Linked DNA regions of Homo sapiens: region 2 is linked to region 1. The links are chromatin contacts, found by Hi-C or POLR2A ChIA-PET in ENCODE. All regions are on one chromosome and are shown on one strand. The core of a region is the stretch at or near the end of the contact, and the rest is flanking DNA. Distances in the headings are between cores, read along the strand shown.

Evidence for each region. A loop is a pair of places that touch in the nucleus more often than their neighbours do. ChIA-PET counts read pairs that join two places held with the same protein, here RNA polymerase II (POLR2A). Pooled maps may share reads with other maps.
Region 2: a loop to region 1 is called in a map of PC-3, with 2.3 times the contacts of the local background. The contact joins two enhancer-like sites. A Hi-C loop is called at or near these places in 4 of 168 maps with a recorded cell type or tissue (IMR-90, PC-3, mammary epithelial cell and 1 more) and 4 of 50 pooled maps. POLR2A ChIA-PET finds 5 or more read pairs at or near these places in 3 of 52 experiments (BJ, HEK293T and Panc1).

What each region holds. Positions count from the first base shown.
Region 1 is chr5:96,024,796-96,029,203 of GRCh38, reverse strand. All of the region lies in intron 1 of LOC101929710 (a long non-coding RNA gene), which reads right to left. The region is part of intron 2 of LOC105379096 (a long non-coding RNA gene); the gene reads left to right. It also overlaps a transcript of CAST not described here. Among named protein-coding and RNA genes, the nearest start is that of MIR583, 52 kb to the left of the region's middle. Within about 2 kb of position 2,708, at least 2 of the 41 ENCODE cell types and tissues checked have a DNase peak (open chromatin) inside an H3K27ac peak, as active enhancers do; they include PC-3 and mammary epithelial cell, where a contact is called at or near this core.
Region 2 is chr5:96,065,812-96,069,794 of GRCh38, reverse strand. All of the region lies in intron 1 of LOC101929710 (a long non-coding RNA gene), which reads right to left. All of the region lies in intron 1 of LOC105379096 (a long non-coding RNA gene), which reads left to right. It also overlaps a transcript of CAST not described here. Among named protein-coding and RNA genes, the nearest start is that of MIR583, 11 kb to the left of the region's middle. RefSeq lists an enhancer at 3,437-3,983. Within about 2 kb of position 1,659, at least 6 of the 41 ENCODE cell types and tissues checked have a DNase peak (open chromatin) inside an H3K27ac peak, as active enhancers do; they include PC-3 and mammary epithelial cell, where a contact is called at or near this core.

The DNA.
Region 1 (4,408 bases), core at 1,459-3,958:
TACGTTTTGAATTTTGTTTAATTGTTTTGACAGCATTTCATCAGTATTCCCATTGTATAGCCTAGAGTATTCATTAGATCAAATTTTACATCTTTCTCAAAATGTTCCACATTTGGCCAGATCCTGAAGATATTGTAGGTAATGTTTAAATTGTTCCAAAGAATGTCATCAAATCAGCAGTGTTGAGGCCTTCTGTGTTAGCAATAAATTCAAACTGTGTGCCATAAATGGCATGTACTTCTAGATTTTTCTCCAAAATCCTGGCGTGCTCACCTTTGTTGTTATCCACCATGTTATCACCAGTATCACAGTCTCACTCTAAACAATTTTTTAAATCAGAGTCCAAAATTGAAGTTTTTTTTTAATTCTTCCCTTAGATAAAAACCTATACTTTTTACAATAGGAATGAAACCAATGAAATATTCATTAACGTCAGCTTTTTTATTATTCTCTCCTAATGGCTCAACATAAATAAATGTTACTTATTTAGCAAGACTTATTTCTGCTACAATCTACTTACACTGAGTAATTTTTGTTTTTTAACAATTTTAGGAATAATTTCTTATCTCATTTCCTCATCTCTTACATTAACAATTTTATTTTGAATGCACCATACTAGAGAATCATCTGTTTCAGTTTTTATCCATCTTAAATTTGGGGTCATTTTTTCACCAAATTTCAAAATTATCTCCATAAATCTTTGATATTTTCCATTAAGTTCTGTAAATACTGTGCTGGTATGTATGCCATGAAATACATCATTAAGCTTGGCTGAATATTGAATATATAATATTCTTTTTTTACCTCCTATGATCTTGTCTGAAAATATTATTCTTTAAAGAATATTATTCCATACAAATTTTGTCAATTATACCGAAATAAACCTGAAAAAAATTATTCCCATGTACTAGTTTGATATTTACTTTTATTTCTTGAATACTATCAATTGTTTGCTATTTATTTCACCCTTTTTCAGTTCTAGTAATTATATCTGTAATTTTTTGTGTTTAAAGGGAATTTCATAAAATTCTAATTGACAATTTAAGTGTTTTCTGTCACAAAACATTCAATGGCTAATAGGAGTTTGTAAAATCTCCTATTTGAAAGAATTTGGAATAAAATATTAAAAGTTCTGCCTTGTTAATGTAATAGAAAATCCTAATCATTCATTTGAATTGGAATGTGTTTTCCTAGCAATATTCTCACATTCTCAGAAGGAGAATATCTCCATTTTCAAGATCATCATCCAGTCAAATGTTCTGGAGGATTTCTTCCCTAATTTTCTGATTTCAAGACCTTTATTTTCTCCATCTTCTAACAGGCAGGTCGCAGTTGCTTTTGTTGTCTGGGTTATGAAGTTGATATAAATTTGAGTCTCTTTTTTATTCTCATGGTTTTAATTAGTAATTAAATCTTCATTTAATAAAGAATATAAAGTTGCAAGGATATTTTGGTCTGACCTGTTTACATTGTAGATTTGATGAGAATAATGTTCTTGTTAATTTCCATTATTTTGAGTAGTTAAATCTTCATTAAATAAGAACTTGTGTGATCTCTTGTTTGCAAATTCTATGACAGTCATGCTCAACAGAAGTTGGCTCATTTACATTGTTTCCACATTGTTATTTTTAATTTAAATGAACTCTCTCTCTTAAAAATTTTATATTTCCTGTTTTTTTCCAATCTTTGATTCTTTCTGAACTCTACTTTTAAATTCTGTATTTCTACCACAATTCTCTATTTCTTCACTGGCCCCCATTTTCAATGATCTAAAAGGTCAAACTTATTAAAATTAATAGGTAAAAAAGCTATAACGAATATCAAATTATAAAGCAAAATTAATAATGCTGAAATCTTTATTTTTATTTTTGAAATTTTATTACAAATTTTTGTAAAAATAAAACTATTTGCATTTCCAGTAATCAATGTCCATCTAGTTGCTGATATTAAGGGTTGATACCACACTTTAAGCATATTATATCAAGACATAGGTAATTGTTGTTTTAGTTTTGTTTTGTTTTTTGACAAGGTGTTATTCCATCATCCAGGCTGTGGAGTACAGTAGCATGATCATAGTTCACCTCAGGCTTCCAAGTAGCTGGGACTACAGGCATGTGCCACCACACCCAGCTAATTTTTTCATTTTTGTGGTTTTTTTAGAGACAGGGTCTCACTATGTTGCTCAGGCTGGTCTCAAACTCTTGGCCTCAAGCAATCCTCCTGCTTCTCAGTCTCCTGAGTTGCTAGAATTATAGGCATGAGCCACTATGCCCAGCAGATGCATACAAATTTAAGAGTAAGAGGAATTGTTTAATATTGCAAAATAGTCTTCAGCCACCATACATAACATTTGCAAATACTAAGCATATCTGGAATAATTCCAGACCATGAATTGATTTATATGAAGAGAAGCAAGAAAATGGATGTTTAGCACTAGTGGGAAATGAAACTTTATTATGTAAATACTTATTGCATTTATACTACCAGAAGAAAGATTTGACAAGTTAATTAATTTATCTTTTCTTTTACCTAAGTGCTTCGCAGTCCAAATCCTCCCTGGACCCTGAAGCATTCTGCTTTTCTCATTTGGGATGTAGCATAAATCTACAATACTTCATGGAGTTCGAGTACAATTGCCTTCTGTTTCCAGGAGGCCAGTTAAAAGATGTGGAAAAGAATTTCCCTGGGGCCTAAGTGTTAGTCACAAGGGTGAAAGCTTCATGACAGAGTGCCTGTGGTTTTTAAATCATTTCCTTTTTATATGTTTTATATATTTTTGATTTGGGGACTCTCTGAAGAAGAGGGCCCAGAGTCTCTGTTTTCCAGATCCAAGTATCGTACTGAGCTCACCTGTCTATTTCCTTCTCCTCTTTATTAGTCCATTGTCTCAGAGCACATCAAAATCACTGTCCCACCATAACCCAGTTTAAGGCCCTATTGATTAATCTACACTTTCAGCCACTCTGATTGACTAACTGATTGATTTAAGACAGGGTCTCACTCTGTCACCCAGGCTAGAGCACAGTAGCACAATCAAGGTTTACTGTAGCCTTGACCTCCCAGGCTGAAGCCCTGAGCAGCTGGGACCACGGGTGCATGCCACCATGCCTGGCTAATTTTTTAATTTATTTTTTGTAGAGACAGGGTCTCACCATATTGCCCAAGCCAGTCTTAAACTCCGGGGCTTAAGCAATCCACTTGTCTTGGCCTCCCAAAGTGCTGGGAATACAGGCATGAGCCACCACACCCTACCTCTATGATTTAGTTAGAATGTGAACAAGAAAAGTTCAGACTCTCACATGTTATAAAACTTTACTTGTGGAGACAGCAGAATCCCCTCGAGTAGGGATGGATAGTCCAACTTTACACATGCTGTTCCCACTGCCTGGGACACTATGCTACTTAACTCTTATTTAGATCTCAGCTCAGTTGTAACTTCACAAAGAAAAGCCTTCCTTGACAGCCCCAGTTAGTTCAAATTCTCTCTGTATTGAGCTTCTTGTCTCTGCAGCTTGTTTTTCTATTTAACAGAACAACAATTTTACCTTTGTTTATGTGATGGGACTGATGTGTGCCTCCCTCCATGGAAAGCAACTGACATGACCATGTCTGAGAGTGTTTGACTCACCATTTTATCCCCAGAGCTTAGCCCATGTTTTGCACATAGAAGATACGCAAGATGTAATTAATTCATTCATGGAACTTGCTACGGACTGATTGTTGTGTCCCCCCCAAATTTATATATTGAAGCCTCATCTCCCATGTGATGGTATTGGGGGTGGAGTCTTTGGGGGATAATTAGGTCATGAAGGTGAAGCTTTCATGAATAAGATTAGTGCCTTTATAAGAAAAGACATGAAAGGACTTGCATCCTCTCCCTGCTTCCCACCAGGTGAGGATAAGAGAAGACGATCATCTGTAAACCAGGAAGTGGTTCATAGAAACCAGAAATAGGATCCCCTGGCACCTAGATCTTGGACTTTCCCGGCCTCCAGAACTGTGAGAAATAAATTTTTGCAGTTTAAACCCCCCTAGCCTACGGTAATTTGTTACAGCAACTTGAACAGACTAAGACAGCAGAAAAGGAGTTTGTTAAATTCGGTCAGTTTGGAGAAATGTGGAAAAGCTTCAGATTAATTACAGTCAAACTCAAATGTTCAAGCACTGGTTTTTGGCCCAATCAGAAATCTTACTGAGACTCAGGAGCAGAAAAACGTGTTAATGTGGTTAGAAATAAATTAACAAAAATATGACCTAGAATATGACATTTAAACATGCCAGAAGGCCTGACCTCTACTTGGAATCAATGAGATTATCCTGGCAAAAAAAGTGTACCATCAAGTTCTGAGAAAGGGAGCGTTGGACACCCTGATTTTGTAGTGTTAGAAACAGGGAAGGAAAAAATATG
Region 2 (3,983 bases), core at 410-2,909, 42 kb before region 1:
GTGTGGTGGCTCATGCCTGTAATCCCAGCGCATTGGGAAGTGAAGGCAGGAGGATTGCTTTAGGCCTGGAGTTCAAGACCAGCCTAGGCAACACAGCAAGACCTCCCTCTCTACAAAAAAAAAAAAAAAAAAAAAAAAAGTTTAATTACCCAGATGTAGTGGCACACACCTGTAGGGCTAGTTATTCTGAAGGCTGAGATGGAAGGACCACTTGAGCCCAGGAGTGAAGGCTACCGTGAGCTACGATTGCACCACTGCACTCCAGCCTGGGTGACAGAGCAAGACCCTGTCTCTTAAAATTTTTTAATTAAAAAAAGATAGATGGATAGATAGATACACACACACTATTGGGGCATGTGCATGTATGCACATACACACACACATAGACACACACACACACACACACACATAGACACACACACACACACACACACACACATACATACACACATGCTTTCCAGTCTCCACAATCACATAAGCCAGTTTCTTAAAATAAATCTTAAATTCTTAAAATACACATATATTTGTGTATATATGTGTAATATAAACATATTTTATATACATACACACATATATATGTATATATACACACCTGTCTTCCCATGTGTATGTATACATATATACATACACCAATGTATACATATATACATACAGCTCTTGGTTTACATGTATACATACATGAAGACGGAATCAACAGGATGTGTGTGTATGTGTATACATATATATACACATCTGTATATACACATACACACACATACACACATATACATCTGGTTATACACATGCACATATATACATATATACATCCGTATATACACATACATACACGCATACATCCTGTCGATTTTGTCTTCATGTATGTATACATGTAAACCAAGAGCCATATGTAAAAATGTATACATTGGTGTATGTATATATGTATATATACACACAGGAAGACAGGTGTGTGTATATATATACATATGTGTGTGTGTATATATAAAATATATTTTATACATATACACACATGTGTATATATTTAAGTTAAATATATGCATATATGTATTTACATACACATTTACTATGCATATGTATATAAATATGTAAATTAATATACATATATGTTTAATTATATATACATGAACAATTAAAAATTAACTGGGCATGTGCATACATACACATATTATACACACACACACACACACACACACACACACACACATAATCCTATTGGTTCTGTTTCTCTGAAGAACCCTGACTAATACAGGGTTCCTTACTAGTCCAGTGGGTGGGTTCCCATATCAGATGTTTAGTAACTGCTCCATGAATGGATGGAGCTGGAAGGGAATATGGAGCAGGAGAAGTTGAAAAATGTGAGGCAGTAGGGCACAGGGACCAGGAGTCAGGGTAAAGTTCTAGCGGGGTGGAGCATGATTCTCAAGGTGAGACTTCAAGAATCCTGCTTCTTATTCCGTTTTCCTAGACAAGACCCAAGACAGACACTGTTCATTCAGTAATAGAGATAATATATAAGGCCAGAGGTTCTTTTGGCTAGATCTCTAAGAGACCAGGGTTCAGACAGGGTAATGGTGAAGAAATTCCCAAGCAATGAGTCAGGGCCCAGGAAATGCTTCTGCCTGACTAAAATGATGACAGGATCGTTATCAAGATGTGTCTAGATGTGCACGTAAGTTATGAAGCGTAGGCCAGCCATGACCCTCTGTCCTTCCCACCTGTGCCGCCTACATCTTCCCTCACACTCTCTCCCTGACACCTTTATTCCCAGAGATGCTCTTTACCTCTGACTGCCTTTCCCCAGCTAGAGTGGCCTGTCAGCTGCTGTGGGTTCCTGGCATTGCCCAGCCAGGGCTGCATTTAAAAGCCATTTCACTCTCTAGTCTGTGCAAATACAGGAACTGTGTAAGCAAGTTTTTTTTTTTTTTAAGGGAAAACTATAAAATGTGGACAGTAAATTACATTGCTGTTTTTCCCCTCCCAGTGCAAAATGGCAGGCTGTTAAGTGGTTTGGAGCTAAGTCAGTGTTTCAGATTAAAGGGAGTCAAATCTAAACCTCACATTACTTCAAGAGCATGAAAAAGATATAGCCTTAAATAGTCCCTATAACTGACAGAGGGAAAGGAGGCTGATTGTCAGTTATTACTGCTAATTTTGTATTTGCAGATAGGTGGAAGGTCTCTGGATCTTTTTAAGCACAGGTATGCCCATTTTAAACTAGGCCAATTTAGGAAAACCTAGTCTAGCAAATCAGAAAGTTTAGCAAGTGATTCTTCACATTTCAAAGAATTCTTCACTTCGAAAGCAATTAAGACCATCTCTATGATTAGTAATGGTTTAAAAGTCTGCCACAAATGTATTCCTAATGATCCATCAGAAAAGTATTTCCCTTACTGAAGGGCCCTGGTAATTATTTAGAGACTATAATGAGCCATATCCACATTGCATTATTTAAAACATGTATTTACTGGAAGACTATATTTGACAAAGGATTTCCTACACCTATAAAATTGGCCCCACTGTCAGATTAAATTGTAAAAGGAAAATAAAAAGAAAATACAGAATATAACCTTAAGCACAAGATTGCTTGAAATTCAAATATAATACCCCTATTACCTATTTTTACATGGCATTAACTTTAAACAAAGGATTGAGTACCTGACATTATAGGAACCTGAATATAAATTTGTTTATCCCACAGATGTAGTTTTATTGCTTACTATATGTAAAGCACTGTGTTATCCCCTAAAGTAGATAGAAAATGAAGGTGATGCTTTCCCTCCAAGAAAACTGGAGAAATAAGGCATAAATATGAATCACTTAAGAAATAACAGGGCTGGGTGCAGTGACTTAACACCTGTAATTCCAGCACTTTGGGAGGCTGAGGCTGGAGGATCAACTGAAGCCAGGAGTTTGGGACCAGCCTGGGCAACATACTAAGACCCCATCTCTACAAAAAAAAAAATTTTGTTAACTTGCCAGGCATGGTGGTGCATGCCTGTAGTCCTAGCTACTAGGGAGACTGAGGGGGGAGAATTGCTTGAGCCCAGGAGTTCAAGCTTGCAGTAAGGTATGATCACACCACTGTACTCCAGCCTAGGCAATAGAGTTAGATCTTGTCTCTAAAAAAATTTTAATTTTTAAAAATTTAAAAAAACAAATAAGATCAGAAATTATATAATTAAGTGCCACATTGAAAGTCAGACGGTAACTACAACAGGAAAGGGAAAACTTATATGGGCTGAAGTAGTAAGAGATATGAAACCTGATCTAGCTGAGAAACAGATGAGAGGAAGACAGGCAAGAATTTGCCCTGAAACTGGCTCAAAACAAGCTAGAGAAAGGACTTAAAAATGGAAAGAAATAGGCAGAAAGTGCAGAGGTATTAAAAAAGAAAAAAAAAAAAGGTTGTTAGAGAAATCATTATCAAATAGCAAGCAGTGGGAATGAATGGAACAGTACAGAGACAATGGGGAAAAGAGAGTCAGAAATCATAAGAGATAAGAGATCAAACCCTGTCATAGCAAAAGGGATACAGGCTGTCTATCAAAGCCCTATTGTTCAGGCTGACCCTGTCAGCAAGATTCACACTAAAAGGGTATACTACAACTTTTCAGTCTCCAAAGTACTGGCTTGCAAGTGACACTTAAACCTCTTTTAATGATAGACCTAGTTTGAAACTCACAGAACAGTTTTTCATCTTCTCTCTTCATTAACCTGCCTGCACTAGCAGTTTTCTGTCATAAAATGCTTAACAAAGCTTTAACAGGAATGGGAGTGTTCTAGTCTGTTCTCTTCCTCATTACACTCTTAGGAGGTGCTCTCTCTGCCCCTGTAATATATTTCCTTAATACAGTTCCTGACTCCACTGAACTCCCCTTCAATTGTTGGAAACTTTGTTCATGATCATACCAGGGACAATATGTGCTCTTTCATAGTCATAGTAAGGTGACAAGCTTTGAAAAGGATCTGTGGGTTAATTGCCCTAG